2 separate regions of the Homo sapiens genome follow, and region 1 is linked to region 2. The links are chromatin loops, found by intact Hi-C in ENCODE. Cell type or tissue: Calu3. All regions are shown on one strand. Each heading gives the region's core, and the rest is flanking DNA. Links, peaks and the distances in the headings are about the cores only. Region 1 overlaps CRPPA (CDP-L-ribitol pyrophosphorylase A). Region 2 overlaps CRPPA (CDP-L-ribitol pyrophosphorylase A).

What was found. Hi-C counts contacts between places; a loop is a spot of excess contacts. Peaks named below come from ENCODE experiments on the same cell type or tissue, not always from the same donor. Only the 100,000 strongest peaks of a DNase experiment are listed, where the experiment ranks them.
Region 1: a loop joins it to region 2, with 7 times the contacts of the local background. A loop is called at or near these places in 2 of 110 quality-filtered maps.

Annotation. Positions count from the first base shown.
Region 1 is chr7:16,315,170-16,324,341 of GRCh38, reverse strand. The region is part of intron 3 of CRPPA (CDP-L-ribitol pyrophosphorylase A); the gene reads left to right. Among named protein-coding and RNA genes, the nearest start is that of CRPPA, 100 kb to the left of the region's middle. In Calu3, for the core only: no CTCF peak of the experiment used is centred there; DNase peaks (open chromatin) are centred at 4,651 and 4,951.
Region 2 is chr7:16,364,599-16,373,770 of GRCh38, reverse strand. The region is part of intron 3 of CRPPA (CDP-L-ribitol pyrophosphorylase A); the gene reads left to right. Among named protein-coding and RNA genes, the nearest start is that of CRPPA, 52 kb to the left of the region's middle. In Calu3, for the core only: no CTCF peak of the experiment used is centred there; DNase peaks (open chromatin) are centred at 3,764 and 4,330.

The DNA.
Region 1 (9,172 bases), core at 256-8,255, 49 kb after region 2:
GTTTGTTTTCTAGTGTCGTCAGACCATCCTGACCTATTACCTTTAAACAGTGGCTCACCAGTCTGCAGCTGTCTGTAATATGGAGTTCATCTTGACTAGGGGACCACATCTTAGCTCTCAGCCAGTGAGGGAGGGACATGAAGGCCTTAGTCCATTCCCTGTCAGGAAGGCTTTTGTGTGTATGTGTGCAATAACACATTCTTCAGCATGTATCCTATCCATTTGGTCAACTGATTTAAAGACAAATAAGAGGTGTTTCATTTTGTGGTCATGATCCATCTCACAAGATAGAACGTCGCCAGTGCATGGACATCTTCTCTGCTTCCTCCTATTTGCATCCGTGTTACTGATTGTGTTGCCTTCCTTCCTATTTGCTGTCCTTAATTTTCTGTTAATTTCTTTGCTTTTCTCTACAGTTTTACCACGTATGTAGGTGCTTTCAAAGCTGCTTAGTTTCGAATGTGTTTATGAATAGAATAACACTGGTAATATATTTGTGTGATGTGCTTTTTTTTGCACAATGTTTGAGATTGATTTCTATTTCCTGTATCTGTAGTTTTTTACTTTTGTTGATTGCATTAATTTACTATGGATTGTTCATTATGCTTTCTCATTTTTGGCTAATCTTAAACATCTTCTTAAGCAATTATATCAGTTTGCTCTTGTTACACAAAAGGTATGTAATAAAATATACAAAAAGATAGTGGCTTACTGACAAATTATGTTCATGCCTCTGTGGATTAGCTGAGGTTCTCTGATTTGGAGTGGACTTGGCAATAAACGGACTTGGCAGGATGGCTCTGCTTTAGTTTGTTTTCATCCTTCTTTGACCAGCAGATTATCCAACCATGTTCTTCTCATGGAGATAGCAGAGGTACAAGAATAGAAACATACAAGGCCTCTTAGAGCCTAGATTTGCAACTGGTATACTGTCACTTCTTCCTCATTCTATTGACAATCATATGACCAAACCTAAAATCAAGGGGTGGGGAAATTTATTTTACCCCTTAGTAGGGAAAAATGTAAAGTTACCTGGCAAAGGTTATAGATAAGGGCAAGTGTATAGAGTTAGGTCATATCCCTTTGACATTAAATATGCTGCATAATATCCCAGGACCCCTTAAATTCTCATCTAGTCACACCATCATGCTCAGCATCTCTTTATCTGGAGACTTGTGAATTAAAAATGAAGTTTTCTATTTCGTATGGTTTGGCTATGTCCCCACCCAAAAATCTCATCTTGAGTTGTAATCTCCATAATCTCCATGTATCAAGGCCGGTACCAGGTGGAAGTAATTAGATCATAGGGTCGGTTCCCCCATGCTGTTCTCATGATAGTGAGTGAGTCTCATGAGATATGATGGTTTTATGAGCATCTGGCATTTCCCCAGCTTGCTCTCATTCTCTCTCCTGCCACTCTGTGAAGGGGTACCTTCTGCCATAATTGTAAGTTTCCTGAGGCCTCCCCAGTGATGTGGAACTGTGAGTCAATTAAACGTCTTTTCCTTATAAATTCCCAAGTCTCGGGTATTTCTTCATAGCAGCATGAGAACGGACTGATACACTGTTCACTATATACCCAATATACGGTTGTGGAACTTATATGGAATAATCACATTGAATACTCTCCCTCAAATGGGGTAAGAATAGGAAGCAAATACCAATCACTGGTCTGTAGAAATTTTGAAATCCTGCTCAACAAATGTTGTCAGGTTTCCTTACCCTAAAAATAGTGATTATTCCTTAGTTAAGTCCCAGTTCTCTGCTTCCTGGAATTGGCCTCCAGAGCCCTGGATTTCATCTACACCCTCAGGATTTTCTTATTTTGAGAATTGTTTTTGGCGAAAATGGGAGATTAGAGTTCTGTTTTTCTAGGCTGTCATATTCTGGGCTCAAATTCCTTTCAAATTTGTTTACAAACTGGCCAGTTCTTAGGCCTTCTCATTTGTGTGGTACCTTAACATATTCACCTTAAAGATGCCAGTTCATGCTTTCAGGCTTCTTTCTGAAAGCTATCTTGCCCAAGTTAGTAAATTGATTAAATTATCTTCTAAGTCATCACAGGCCCTTCCAAAGTTGTGCCACTACATAACAACGGTTTCCCTTCCGCTTTTATTTCTTTGCCTCCTGGTGCCAGCTTCCAAAGCCAATATTACGTATATTAGATTTGGTATTTTGTGTTCATTTTTGAGGGGTAATATATTAGTTTCCTAGGGCTATTGTAAAAAGATTTCAAAATTGAGTGACTTAAAATCAGGAATGTATTATCTCGCATTTTGGAGGCTAAAAGTCCAAAATTGAGGTGTCATCAGGGCTAGGATCTTTCTGGCTCCAGAGTAGAATGTTCTTGTCTCTTTTAGTTTCTTCTGTTGGCCAGCAGTACTTTGTTTTTTCTTTTACAGTGCCTTTTATTTCATTTGCTTGTATGGTTTTTCCTAAGCCTCACCATCTTTCTCAGGACTTAGTATATTGCCTGGCAAATTTTCCATAAATATTTTCTTCGGAAAAGGATAGACGTTCCTCAGTTTTCCAGTTATTCTTTTTCATGTTTCTCCAATACATACTGGGCATATATTTTTAACTGCCTATGAATACTTTTAGTGGTTGTCCTATGGGTAACTTAAATCCAATTGGTTCCTCCAACTAACCAACAGACCTACTCTTTCTGCTACATCATCCAACTTGAGTAATGATGTCACCAGTCCTGTTGCTAATAAAACAATTTCTGGATCTGGGCCCTCCCTTCCCTATATTTCTTGGACTTATTTCAGATTCTCATAACCTGTTAGTGAGATTATGGCCAACAGCATTGTAATGGTTCTCCTTGTATGAATATAAACCACACCTTTCCTTTGGGGTTGAATGGTGATAGTTTTGATTTTTTTTCCCTAAGTTATTTACATTGGGGTTAGATATGTCACATGTGATATATCTACTCAGTGTTGTCATATAAGGTTAATAATTCGTGTGTTAGGGAAATATTTTAATTTCTTCTTTTGTTGTCTCACTTTTGATGAGTTTATCAAATAAGTTATGATAGGGTAAAGCATTTTAGGGAGATTCTTAGCTTTTAATAGTTTGATATGAAGGTCAGTAGAAATGTCTAAAAAGACAGTTATAGGGTTACTGATAACATTGTTTCCTGTATTACTTCTTTCCCCCAATTATTTGGACTCTGAAAAAGAATTATCTAGGCAGTGTTTGATAGATATGGGTGGTGTTGCCTCTAAGTTTGTAATGGATTTTTGGTTAGGTGGGGCTAGAAAAATTTGAATAAACTGATAAGCTTATTTTTTTCCCCACTGATAGGCATTTGAAAACTTCTCGTGAATATAATTGTCTCTGCCCATTTAAATAATTTTACTCAAAGAAGAAATCTTATCCTTAGCCAGATCATTCATACTGTTTCTGGAAGAGTGATGGTTGTAGCTATATTATCAGCCTCATATGGACTTAGTCTGAAATTGTTTATTTACTCATAAAATGACTGATATGAGAACAAAGCTGCTTGGATAACTGTCTCTCATGAAATCCCAAAATACATTGCATAATTCAAACAATGTAAATATATGCAAAATGCTTAAGTTTGAGTTTTAGGTGATAAATCGGATGCAGGTGTTCATTGTTTACCTAGTTGTAAGATTGTCTATTTTGTTTCTACTTGAAACATTGTGAGCATGGGGCTATAACTGCAGAGTGAGAAACCTGTGCATGCATACCTTTGATTTAGTTTTACTCTAATGTATATATTGTTCTTGGTTGGGCAAACTTCCCAGGCTGCCTAGCAGAAATAATACTGTGAATGATGTTAAGGCTGGAAGGATAGGTAATCAGATTATCTGTAGCCGTGGACCATTATGTGGTTACCATAAAACAACGGTTTCTAACTTTTTTTTGTTATAAAACCTCTGAAAGTTGTAGAATCCCTTCTCAGAAAAATAATTGCATTATATATACATTATTTTTTCAGAAGTTTTCCAGTCCCTCTGAGTCATATTCATTTACCTCATGTTAATAACCCTGCCATATTCTCATACATTGTTTATGCAAACATAAATTGAAACCACTTTTATGGAAGACAATTTGGAATATTTATCTAATTAGAATGCACATTATCTTGTTTCTCTCTTGTTTCTGGGTAGAGATAGCAAACTGAGCAGTTACCTAATTTTGCTCATAACTCAAACCTCATTAAAGCTACTAGAAAGGGATTAAAAATGACAAATCCTCAAAAGAATAGGAGAGGTGACAATGACAAATGAAGAATAGCTGGAAAACAAGTGAATTAGTACTAACAGATGCAGCTTGGAGAAGGCCAAATTACAAGCAAATAGTTGGGGCAAGCTAGGAATTAAAACTGTTTGCTGTAGAATTCTCAAAGTCCAGGACCTAGCAGCACCAGGTACCTCTGGAACGGAATGAAGGGGGACAAAATAAGGAGGGTTGGCTGAAAACTGTTTAAGCAGTCTGATCTCTAAATCTCCTTTCCTAATCTATGACCACCCTAGCAGAGGCAGGTGGTGATGAAGTTCTCTGTCTATACCGGGAGAACATAGGATGCTGTAGAAGGACTGAGTGTGTTGCCAGAAACAGTGACTAACAACCATATGCCTACTGACTGCCGAATAGGAAAGCCCATGGCTGCTTCTCCCACTCAGCCAGCTGCTATCTTCGTGGCTTGGCTTTTTTTTCCAGACTGGAGACTAGAAGAATTTTCTTTGGGCAGTCTGTCCAGTGTAGGAAGAAAGACCTAAAAATACTAACCTCAGAGGTACCCATAAACACCTTAACCCAATCACTCTACAGAAAGCTATTGGAGAATTTGTTCTAACCCTCCAAAATCAGAGTTGCAAAATGAGTCGATCAAGGAAGCAGACTGCACGGGATACAGAAGCTAGGGGATCCATGTTGGGAGAGAGATGAAGACTCTTTCCAAGACGGTGATGTAGGGAGTTCCTAGGATGATGGCTGAATGACTGGCAGAGAAGACAACAAGTCTGTTGGAAAAGATCAGAGGACTTCAAGGGTGACCTTTTCAGGAATATAAAATTGGTGCAATACCTTGTGTCTGAACATCTTGAGAGTAGATTTAAATGAATAGCTAAGTGTTTGGCATTGAATGAGTCATAAGCATACAGAAAACCACATAAAACAAAAGATAAGCTATAATTCCAGGGCAACAGAGTTGTATAGGAAACAAATTTTAATAATATATGACTCAGCTATGAGTTGTGTTTACATAGCCACTGATTTAAACACTCAATACTGATTTAACCAAAATTATGATATTGAAAGGGTGGGGAATGGGAAGTGTTAGGGTATATTGAGATGAAGTTGGGAAGAAGGACAAAAGTCTTCTGTGGATGATAGCCAAGATGGAAAAGTCGAGAGACAGCATCACAAGAATGTAATTTAGAGATACAGAATGAAAGGTAAATTATTAGTCTCAATTCTTCAGTCCTCAGCAATAGTATTCTACTTTTGTGCCCTTGCAGTGGCCTCCTGGTGAATTAAGTTTGTTTCCCTTCTCCTTGATTTGCTTGCCTGACTTGCTTTGGAAGTGAGATTTTTACCAGATGTGATTGATATAGGTGGAGGGCCAAATGTGTGCTTGTGCTGTTGGACTTGCCCTCTTTTGCTACTTTTATTGCCTTAAGGAAGGCATGGTCTGGTTGGTTGCTGCCCCTCCAGTCTGAGCTGCAGAGTAAACCCAAGGAGCAGAGCTCTCACAGCCCTGTAGCTTGGAGCAGAGTTACCTCAGCCATGATACAACTGTGTGAGTGAGAAGTGAAAATTTATTGCTACATGCCACTGAGGTTTTTTTGTACATATTTGTTACTCAGCAAAAATTGTTACATATGGAGAAAAATATAAGAATAGTTAAATATGAACAATGATTGCCTACAGGGAGGACAAAGTGGAGTGAAGGGAGTGGGTTGGACTTTTTTTCATAACTGACCTTGTAGAGATATTTGGGTCTTTAAACCATGTGCATGTGTGACTGATAAAAGCATAAGCTAAAAGTTAAGATAGTAAAACAGATTACGTGATTTTGAGATTAGGGTTTGTAAAGAAGATCTAATGGATGGACAAGAGAGTTGGGGTGCTACTAATAAAATTATTCATGCCATTAACCATAGTCTCCTTGTTGATAAGAGTAGTCTAAGAAAATAGGTTTTCTAACCAAGAGCAATTGGAGGTTTCACGGGGTTGGATGCCTCAGTGAGGTAAAAGGGCTAGGTTAGGAGAAAGTAAGAGAGATGACGGATGGAGCTTCCAGTTAGAGACTGTGTTGACAATGAAAATTCCAGAGGAGCCATGAGAGAAGTAAAGCCAAGTTTCCAGGTTGATTACATAAACCAGTTGTTCAAGTGAAGACAAGGGTCATCTCACAATTGTTAGAATGATTATTATCAAAAAGACTAGAGAAATAACAAATGTTGGTGAGGGTATGGACAAAAGAGAACTTTGATACTCTGTTGGTGGGGATATAAATTGGTATAGCCATTAAAGCAAGCAATGCAGAGGTTCCTCAAACAATTGAAAATAGAACTCACATATAATTTAGCAATTTCACTTCTGGATGTGTCCCAAGGAAATGAAATAAGCACCTCACTCCCATATTCATTGAAACATCATTGATGCATTGTTCACAGTAGTCGAGATATGGAAAAAACCCTGTGTCCATTGATGAATAGATAGAATGTGATCACATGTGCACCCACTGGAATGTTACTTAGCCACAAAAGAAATAAATCCCACTATTTTTAACAACATGAATGAATCTACCCTTTTTCTAAATGGACATTAGATATAAGAAAAAGCAGAAGGAGAAGATGATGCATATTGTCAGAGCAACCCTCAATCTCCCTGCAGAGAAAGTAGAATGCCTCTACACAACCATCAGATGTTACTGATTAGCATCTGGTAACATTTAAACCTCAATTTTTAGGGTTAACAATTTACATTTATAACCAATGATTATTTAGATTTTATCAAGAACTTGTCATAAGCTAGACACTATACCAGGTACATCAGATGTGCTGTTATGTTTGTTTTTTTATAATAACTTTTATCTTCCATTCCCCAATGTGGAAGAAGCTGAGAGGCAGATTGAATAGCTTGTCCAGAGTCTGACAACTTGTTACATGGCAACACCATGGTTGGAACCCAAGTCTATTTGACTTCTGTGTCCATGCTCTTAATCAATTGGTAATGGTGCCTCATATTCATGAGAATGCATGTACACTTTTATGAAGCAAATCCTATTCAAGGACATATTATGAGTTGTAATGTACAGTTTATACATTGCTTTAAATTACTATTAGAAAAAACTAAGCTGATTGGCATGTAAGAAAACGAATACCCTGTGTTTATCACGATGGTAGCCAGATCTAAAATTTTATAATATAGCAATAATACATAGGTATTATTTTTACAATCGGGTGTTTAGATTTTTAAATAACTTAATATTTTTCTATTAGAGATGGTGTCTCACTCTGCATTGCCCAGGTTGGAATGCAGAGGTGTGATTGTGGTTCACTGCAGCCTCGAACTCCCGGGCTCAAGTGATTCTCCTGGCTCAGCCTTCTGAGTAGCTTGGACTACAGGAACGCACCCCAACACATGACTAATATTTTACCTTTTTTGTAGAGAATCGCTTTGTTGCCCAGGCTGGTCTTGAACTCCTGGCCTCAAGCGATGGTCCCACCTTGGCCTCTCAAAGTACTGAGATTACAGGCATGAAACACCACATCTGGCCAGTTGTTTAAATTTTAAATGATCTGTAACTTAAATACCACCAGAACATGAGACTGATTAAATCTATATGTTCAGGAACAAAACCATATATATGTTCAGGAACAAAACCATAACTCATAAGCATGTTTTTCAGGAATATAACATGTTTTACTACATAAGACATATAATTTAAACATTACATAACATGACAATATAACTTTTTTGGGCAAGAAGTAATAAAAGAATAGTGTGTACATGGCAAAGGGTACAAAAATAAAGTCTTCATGCCAGCCCTGTCCTCTTCTGTCTCCCAGAGATAACTCATTTTTTCTGAGACCTTCCAGAGAGATTTTGTTCATTCTTAACCCCTCCTACCTGGCTTCTTATTCTGCCACCTGCACAGCTATCATCTTGAGGTTTTTCTTCACCACTGTCCTAGCAACTCCCTTTGTTCCTCTTCTGTATAGAATATCTGTATCCTGTGTCATTTTCTCATTTTATCTCTCTCAATTTTATAGATTACCATGTCCTACTATAGTTTCCTGAAAAAGAGTGCATGGGGGACTTCTGGTTTCCTGCATGGCATGTAGGGAGCTTAGGAGTTGTTACTCCTTCCTAACAAGTAAAATATTGAACAATTGAAAAATAAACTTTTCATATCTTTCAGAGGGGTGAGGACACAGGGCAAATTGCTGTCCTCAAAACTGGAGAGACAGACAGGTGACTACAGAAAATCACAATTTACCAGAGCAGAAATCTCCTTGGGAAATAGTGACAGGGTAGGAAAACCTACATTATAATTGAAGAATTGCTAGAGACTCAGTATAGACAAGTGTGAGTTAGCTTCAGGAGGACCCAGTCAAAGGGGAGCCCCCACAGTCTTATGAGTTTTACTTCCAGGAGCTTGACCAGGTTCTTAAAATGGGTACTGGAGAAAAATCTTATTGTGCTTCCTATGGAGGAAGGGAAACAACCATTCTGAAAAATGCTAGAGCATTCTGCTCTTAACGAGGAGGCCCACCCTCAAAAATTGTCTTATAAAGGCCTAAACTATTGTCCTTACCCAACTCCATCCTTTCCCACTCAACTCCATACCACTCTAGTCATCCTCTGGGGAGAGGCAGAGAACTGAGAAAGTGAAAGTACAAGTCCGATTTACCTTGGTTTCTTTTACCCAGTAATCATGTCCAGCTATCAAGGAAAATTTACGAAGTATAAGAAATAGTGAGCATAAGAACCAGACCCAGATATGGCAACATTGAAATTACCCAACTGGGAATTTAAAACAACTATGATTAATATGACAAGGACTCTCATGGTTAAAGTAGATAGCAACAAGAACAGATGTAGGCAGTGTAAGCAGAGAGATGGAAATGGAAAGAACCAAAAAGAAATGCTGGAGATCAGAAACACTATCATAAAAATGAAGAAT
Region 2 (9,172 bases), core at 455-8,454:
TATGCTCTAGCCATGCTTACTCTAATTCTTCAAATACAAGATTCCCACTATCTAGAACCTTACTTTCTACCTTGCTGCTTATTATTTAGTTATCCTGTAATTATCATTTATTCAAGGAATTCTTTTCTGTCTGGCCACACCAGGTTAGGCTGACCCGTTCTGTGTTCTTTTAGTGCCTGTTTTTCATCTCTCCCCAGCATCAGACTTACAATTGAATAATTACTTGAAGTCATTTGTGAAATGTCAAACTCCTCTGCTAGGCTGTGAGCCCTGTGAAGGCAGGGATGGTATCTGTCTTCTTCTTAGCAATCTGCCTGGTATATTACTAACACCAAGTATATATTTGTTCAAACGAATGATCATAAAAGGCTGTGCATATAAATGTATTAAAAATGGTCCACATGCTTGCTCTTCCTCTGCCTAGGTCACTCTTTCCAGATCTTAAACTGCTTATTTCTATTCTTTTTTTTTTCTGAGATGGAGTTTCGCTCTTGTTGCCCAGGCTAGACTGCAATGGTACAGTCTTGGCTCACTGCAACATCTGCCTCCTGGGTTCAAGCGATTCTCCTGCCTCAGCCTCCCAAATAGCTGGGATTACAGGTGCCCGCCACCATGCCGGGCTAATTTTTTGTATTTTTAGTAAAGATGGGGTTTCACCATGTTGGCCAGGCTGGTCTCAAACTTCTGACCTCAGGTGAACCGTCTGCGTTGGCCTCCCAAAGTGTTGGGATTACAGGCATGAGCCACCACACTTGGCTTATTTCCACTCTCTATTGAGGTCTGTAGCAAACATCACCTCCTCAAAGAAGTCTTACCTGATAATCTTATAATCTTAAAGTAGCAGCATCTATCATGTATCCCTTTTTCTGGTATAAGGATCACTACTCCTGCCCACTTTTGGTTTCCATTTGGTTTGCTTGCAATGTATTTTTCCACCTCTTTACCTTAAGTTTATGTGAGAGTCCTTATGTGTTAGGTAAGTCTCCTGAAGACAGCAGATACTTGGTTGGCTTTATCCATTCTGCCATTCTGTGTCTTTTAATACAGCATATAGGCCATTTACATTCAATGTTACTATTGAGATGTGAGGTACTGTTCTATTTATCATGTTAGCTCTTACCTAGGTCCTTTTTTTCATTATGTTATTGTTTTATAGACCCTGTGAGGTTTATGTGGAGGAGGTTCGATTGTGATATATCAAGCTTTTGTTTCAAGATTTAGAACTCATTTTAGCATTTCTTGTAGTGCTGGTTTGGTAGTGGCAAATTTTCTCAGCATTTGTTTGTGTGAAAAAGATTTTATCTCTCCTTCATTTATGAAGCTTAGTTTGGCTGAATAGAAAATTCTTGGCTGACAATTATTTGTTTCAGGAGGCTAAAGATAGGACCCCAATCCCTCTGGCATGTAAGGTTTCTGCTGAGAAATCTGCTGTTAGTCTAATAGGTTTTCCTTTGTAGGTTACCTGATGCTTTTCTCTCATAGCTCTTAACATTTCTTTCATTTGTCTTGACGTTAGATAGCCTGATGACTATGTGCCTTGGTGATGGTCTTTTTGCAATGAATTTCCCAGGAGTTTTTTGAGCTGCTTGTATTTGGATGTCTAGATCTCTAGCAAGGTTAGGAAGTTTTCCTCAATTATTTCCTCAAATAAGTTTTCCAAACTCTTAGACTTCATTTCTCCCTCAGGCACACCAATTATTCTTAGGTTGGTAATCCAATATTTCTTGGAGACTTTGTTCTTTTTTTAAAATTTTTTTTTTACTTCGTCTGATTGGGTTAATTCAAAAGCTTTGTCTTCAAGCTCTGAAATTCTTTCTTCTGCGTCTTCTAGTCTGTTGTTGAAACTTTCCACTGCATTTTGTATTTCCCTAGGTGTGTCTTTCCTTTTCAGAAGTTCTGATTGTTTTTTCATTATGATATCTATTTCTCTGGAATTTTTTTCATTTATATCATAGATTTAAAAAAAGTCTTTAAGTTGTTTTTCACCTTTCTCTGGTATCTCCTTGAATAGCTTAATAATCAACTTTCTGAATTCTTATATCTGGCATTTCAGAGATTTCATCTTGGTTTGTATCCATTGCTTGGGATCTAGTGTGTTCTTTTATAGGTTGTTATAGAACCCTGTTTTGTCATACTGCCAGAATTACTTTTCTGATTCTTTCTTATTTGGGTAGACTATTTCTTCAAATTGTTCTTGAATTTATTTTTTGATTGGACTGTGGGTTTTTTTTTAATTTATTTTTTTCCCCTTTCAAGGATCTGACTTTAATGTTTATTACAGCCTAATTTGATTTTTGGTGCTTTTAGGGGAGAAGATGCTGCATGAGTTCCTGAGTTATAGAGGATCTTTGTGCACTGGCTTTCCCAGATGCTGATTGTAGGAGTTGGGTACTTGGTGTGTGGGCAAGTTGAATGTCTCCTATGGGGTTTGAATGGCAGGAATCTCTTGAAGCTTATCTCATTCTGTTGTGGTATACAGTTTAATTTTTCTCCAGTATTTTATTTACTGAGTTGATTCAGGCTTCAGGTCAATAGGGAGGTATCCTTTGGTAGGTACCAGTTGTAGCTAAGGCAAGTGAGTAGATGTAATACTCAATGGTGGGCAGAGGTCCTAGCCTTGATAAAGGTGGCTGGGGGAGCTCTCAATTAGACATGCTGAAGATTTATTAGATGAAGGGTGGGAGCTACCTCAGCTCCCCTGCCAGGCCAGCAGGAAAGCGATCTACCTCATAGCCTCACTCCTGTTCCAGTGTTCTGGCTATTCATATCAAACAGGCAGCTCTTTTCATCTGTAGGAATGTTGATGTTCCAAGTAGGGAGGAATTGTGACTCTGCCTCTCATGCAAGCCTGAATCCAGGAGTGCCCCTTCTGTGGGAGTGCAATCACCCTGAATTGTTCCAGGAAGGCTGTTGGTAGGTGCACTCACACTGCATTCCTGTGGGAGAAGCCTCAGCTGTGTCTGCAGTGTGGTGTATGGGGTGGCAGGTGGGGGAGGGCAGAGGACAAGGACCCCTTCTCCAAAACCCTTCATGATTACAGAGGCTGCCTGCCTGTTGGTGTAGAGGTGCAGACTTTCCCTACTGCACAGCACTGCAATTATGTCTCTGCTGTAAGAAACTTCCCACCAGCGGAAAGATCTGGGACTCGAGGCCTGTTGTTTAGATTCTCTTGTCCCACAGGGTGTTTCCTTGATGTAGTGCCCTCTCCCTTTCCCTAGGAATGGGACTTCCTGAGTGCTAGACTGCAGTGATATTGCTCTTCTGGGTCTAGCCACCCAGTGGGGCTACCAGACTCTGGACTGGTGCTGGGGAATGTCTGCAAGGGATCCAATGATGTATTCAAGTCTCCCAGCAGTGGGTTCAGCTCTGATGGAGGTGGCAGGGGACTGACACAGACTCTGAGATTCCTTGGTTGTACATTGGCTTATTTCCCTGCAGAAATAGCAACTATGGCTTTCAGGCCATGTCCCTCCCCATCTCCCCACAAGGCTGGGCACCCAGATCCTGCACTCCTATCTGTGGCACACTTCCAGCTTACCCTTGGGTTCTGTTCAAGGGAGTTTATCCCCACTTGAGATTATATCACAGAATTCAGTTGTGAGCTTCTTTCACCCTGCAACCCCTCCCTGAGTTCATTGGCTAACTTCCCTGAGGGCTTCTCTGAAATATAGTCAGGAATGGCTTCCCTTGGCTAGTGCTGGAGACTGGGAGTGCCTGCAAGGGACTTCCTGCTGTTGCTTCCACTTTTATATTTCACACCACTCCCTAAATCCAGTCCAGCTCTGGGTAGGGTTAAGAGCTTCTGCTGTGGTTTGGATTTTCAGATTCCCCAGTGGGGATGTATGATTGGAGGCAGACTTTCCCCCTCTCACATTCTGGACATTTAGAGTTTTTCATCTGTCTTCACAGAGTAGGCTGCAGCCTGCCACTTCTTTCAAAGGGTCTGTGGATTCTTTTGTATTTTTCCTGTTAAGTTCCTATTGTGGTTCTTGGGGGAAAAAAAAATCACAATGTGAATCTCTACCCCCTATTCTGTCCTTCCAAGTGAGCTAGTCACGCTAATACTGCCTGCTATCTGCCATCTTGGGGGCAAAAAAAAGATCATACTTATTTTGTTCTGCTTTAGTTTTGCTTATTAGATATCACTACCTGATATATCTTTTTTGGTGTGTATCTTTCCTATTAAAACCTCAGTTCTGTGAGGGCAGGTGAAGGAAGAGAAAGACCGTCTCATATTATTTTATACTGTTTTATACTCAGTACCTGTTTTAAGAAAAAACAACAAGGAAGTAAAACCAAAGACAGGCAGCCTGGTGCCAGGCCCGAAACCAGGCCTGGGCCTGCCTGGCTTAAACCCAGTAGTTAAAAATCAACTCATAACTTAGAAACCAATGTTATTCATAGATTCCAGACATTGTATAGAAGAACATTGTGAAACTCCCTGCCCTGTTCTGTTTCTCTCTGACCACCAGTGCATGCAGCCCCTGTCATGTACCCCCTGCTTGCTCAAATCAGTCACGACCCTTTCATGTGAAATCTTTAGTGTTGGGAGCCCTTAAAATGAACAGAAATTGTGCACTCGGGGAGCTCAGATTTTAAGGCAGTAGCTTGCCGATGCTCCCAGCTGAATAAAGCCCTTCCTTCTACAACTTGGTGTCTGAGAGGTTTTGTCTGTGGCTCTTCCTGCTACACAGGGACTTTGTCTTGTTCAGTCTCATTTCTAGCACCTAGAAGAGTTTATGGCATGGATTAGGTTCTTAAATATTGCTGGATGAATTTCATGTGTATACATATATGTAGACACATATTTTATATGTTAACACTAATGCCAGTTATATAAACAGATTTGATGTGAGTTATATATGTGCATATATTAAGTACATACACATTAATGAAATCCCCTTAAATCTCTAAGAAATTCATCTGAAAAATTATTGGAAGTATGGGCAAAGATCCGTGTGTAAGGTTGGTGATTTGCAGCATTTTTATAAGTGTGGTCATTTTTACTGAACCTTTATTTCTAGAGATCAATAAAATTGTGACATTTATTAATAGAAGCTTTAAAGGGTCACTAAAAATTATTTTTGCAGAATTTGATCATGAAATTGTTGATGTTAGAGTGTTACTGAGAAACTAATATATAAAGTTGTAATAACAACTATATAAAATCTATATATGCCTGTTTGTAAGTGTAAGTGCACACACAAAATCAGAAAGGTTGATGGCACTTGTGAAAACCAAAATGCTACTAGTGCCAATGTCTGGATTGATAATTTAAAAGTCAAAATCTATTGTATTTTACTTAAGATACATAAATTCGTATGTGTTTGTTTTCAAAGAATCTTGGGCTTTTCCATGTAACTAGGTATTTGTTCAGTTTTATTTTATTAAGATTGGAGACGAAAACTATTTCATCCTTGAGAATTTTTACTGACACATTAGGAGTTTGCTAAAGGAAAATATTTCTAAAGAAAATAACAAAAGAATAATACAAATTTCAAGAGTGGAAACTATGCGATCTTCAGGAACATGAAGAAAAGCCCACGGATTGGTCCAGTGGATTCTTATTGAATCTTCAAATGTGAAATTCTTTTCTGTGCAATTTGAGGAAAAATAATAAATTATTATACAAAGAAGCTTTTTAAAATTCATTTCCTGTGAAAATTGGTGTTATGCTCACAGATGGTATTCTGAATTTTATTGTTCAGAGACCTGGCCTTGATTCTAACACAAGGTTTTTGTACATAGAGAATTTTAGAAGGTAATTTGTCAATTAGGTTTGAATGAAAATTCATGAAAGATACAGCAGGATTCAGCCAGTGACAGAATCAGTCTCTGGGGTGTTAATTATGTACCTTTTGCTTTGATTTCTTAGACTTGACGATGGAGACATGTAATATTTAAGTGTTAATCTTATAATGGAGATTGAGAAGGTGTATTTTTTAAGTGCCTGTTTAACTTAATTGAAACAACCCCTCCCCGCATTTTTAAAGATTCCCGTCGCTTATCTGTGGGTAGCTGAATATAATAGCTATAAAATTAAAGAAATATGACAGGAATTCCCATTCATAATTCATAGCCTGCCTGTACCCCACATGCTAGAATAAATAAGACTTGTATCTCGTACTGTCAACAAGTTTGGGCTTTAAATACTGAGTTAACAGGAACAAGTCAAAAAGATGAAATTTTATGAAGTGTCTTTTCTTTATATTCACCAATGTACCCCACATGCTAGAATAAATAAGACTTGTATCTCGTACTGTCAACAAGTTTGGGTTTTAAATACTGAGTTAACAGGAACAAGTCAAAAAGATGAAATTTTATGAAGTGTCTTTTCTTTATATTCACCAAGCATTACAACTCTCAGAAGTTTTATTTCAGTTTTTACAGTGTAGTTCCCCATTTCTTCTCCTTTCCTGCCTTCCTCCCTGGCTGTTTTTGCTTAGTTGTTCGGTTGTGCCTGGATTGGATTTGCAGATAAGGAAGAGCCTCAGGGGAAACCTCATGTCACATTGAGTTTTAGGATAGGGGGCACAGTGGGCACAGGGAGCAAGGGGTATAGTAGAAAGAGATAAGAAGGCATAAGTTTTTTTTTTAAATTTTGACAAATGGAGATTTGAGGAAAGGGGCAAGGAATGAAAAGATCCTCAGGAGGGTGAGTGAAAGAACATATGAAGAAAAATGATTTATAAAGAGAAATGAGTAGGGATTTAAAGATGAAGCTTTGAGTCAGAAAGAGCTGACTTGTTACTTTAGTGAAAGTATTTGCAAACCATTGTTTCTTACACAAGTCAGTTGCAAACCACAGTACCAAAGTGGCACATCGCAGTTATTAATGAAAACATGATCTATATGTTTATGGTATTTCATCAGAGGAAGTAAATTGACAATCTTGGTGATGGACTTGGAAAGTGTTTATCTCTTCACGGTCATGCGTCTTCCTATTTGTCATATTTCCCATGTTTTTTTTTTTTTATTTTTCTCCCTCTTGCCTTTTTTTTTTTAATTCTCTCAATTATTCTACTAGGTAGGTTCATATAGTCATGTCATTTTCTTTGGTTCCATTTTGGAAAAATTATGAAGAGCTGTAGAAAAAATGATCTGGTGACTTGGCTGGGATCTTCTTTGAGTATACTCTTTGCTATCCCCAGAAATTTCATTCTCAACCATTAGCCTAAAAGCATAAATTACTTTTATCTGTTTTCAGTTCATATGTATGGCAGTTTAGAAGTGATTCTAGTTCTGTAAGTTTCTGTGAGTTTCTATAAGACTAATAAATATAGTTATATAAGGTTAGCAGTGGTTATAGTTTCAGCCACATCTTCTGTAGCTTTTAATGATCTTTAATTTTCTAGCTTTTGTCAATTTGATGGCTGTATATTGATTTGTGTTTTAATTGAACTACATTGCTAGTGAGGATGCAGCTTTGTATGTTTGTTCATGTTTGTGTTACTTATTGCTATGGTCTGAACGTCTGTGTTTCCCCTAAAATTCCTGTTGAAACCTAACCACCAAGGTGATAGTATTGAGAGGTGGCACCTTTGGGAGGTGATTAGATCATGACGGCTCTGCCTTTATGAATGAGATTAGTACACTTAGAAAAGAGGCCTGAGGGAGCTTGTTTGCCCCTTCTGCCAAGTGATGATGCAACAAGAAGGTGCTATCTATCAGGAATGGGTCCTCATCAAACACAGGGTCTGAAGCCTTGATCTTGGACTTCCCAGCCTCTCGAATTATGAGCAATAAATTCTTTTTATAAACTATGCAGTCTGAGATATTTTGTTTTAGCAGTCTAAGTGGAGTAAAGCACTTACTAACATTTCAATATGCTTTAATGTTTTTTGTCCACTGTCTTCTGGGTGTCTTATCTTTTTCTTGTTGATGTGGTAGGGTTTTGTATACATCCTAGGTACAATTTTTTTCTTGGTCTTACACATTACAAATATATTTGAATCTGTTTGTCAGTGTTGTCTTTAATACATTAATATATTACTTTGTGGCCAAATCTTGAGTTGAAGGTCTTGTTTAAGTTCTTGTCCGTATCATGGTTGTATTTTATTCTATTTTCCATTTCACACTTAGGCCTCAAGTTTGTTTGGAGGTCATTTAAAATATTCTCTGATACAGGGCACCTGCCTTTTTCATCTTTATAAAGAGAGATTTTTCAACATCATTTATAAAATCATCCATTTTTTTGACTAATTTGTGCCTCTATTATGTTGCTTTATGTAGATTTATTTCTGGGTTCATTATTCACTGTCTCCTGTGATACTACCACATTGTTTCATTTTCTGTTAATTACTTTCAAGATTATCGTTTCAGCACAGGTTCCCTAGCAAATAGAGCCTTAGGCAAGGCTTAAGTACTGATGTAAGATGATGATTACAAATCTGGCCATTATTTCACAAACACAGCTGGTCACTTCATCACATGGGGACATATCCAGACAGGCTTATCCAAAAATGTTGTATTGTTACCTCCAATGTCCTGTTCTAAGACTGAGAGTTCATCTGACATCTCCCTCTGTGTTAGCATTTCTCCCAGAGGCAGTGAACTCCTAGCTCCTTCAGTCACAGGGAGAAGCCAGATCCTATGACCTGTATCATGGTTCTCTGTCTCCAGAGGAAGCTATAGGTAGAAATCAGAGACTCTGGCTGCTGTCCTCAGTTAAAGGACCATGAGGGCCCACAAGCAGTTAGTCACTCTGGTGGAGGGAGCCTAGGAGACAGATGAGACCAAGGGAATCTGAGGCAGGGAACAAGATGTGACTGATACACTTGATATTGACCTTTATAACTTTTCTATAAATTTGAAATCTTATGTTAAGTTTCCTCCAGTTGGAAGATTTTACTGGAATTCTTTAATATTATAAATTGATCTAGGTATGTCTCTCACAGTCTGGGAGACACGTCAACAACAGGTTGTTGTTCAACATTTGTTATGTGGGCTGGCTGATGGTTAATAAAAATCAAGCCATGACAAAATTTACTCCCTGATTTGCTTGATGGGCAGATTTTAATTTACCAAAATTTTCAGGAAATAAGCAATCTTGAAACCCAAGAGAATTCATGCTTTAAATCTGGATGTTTTGTGGTGCTTAGGCCACACTGCACATTGATTACATGGCAGATAATGTTGAGCATTAGTTCATCATTGAACATTACCTATCACA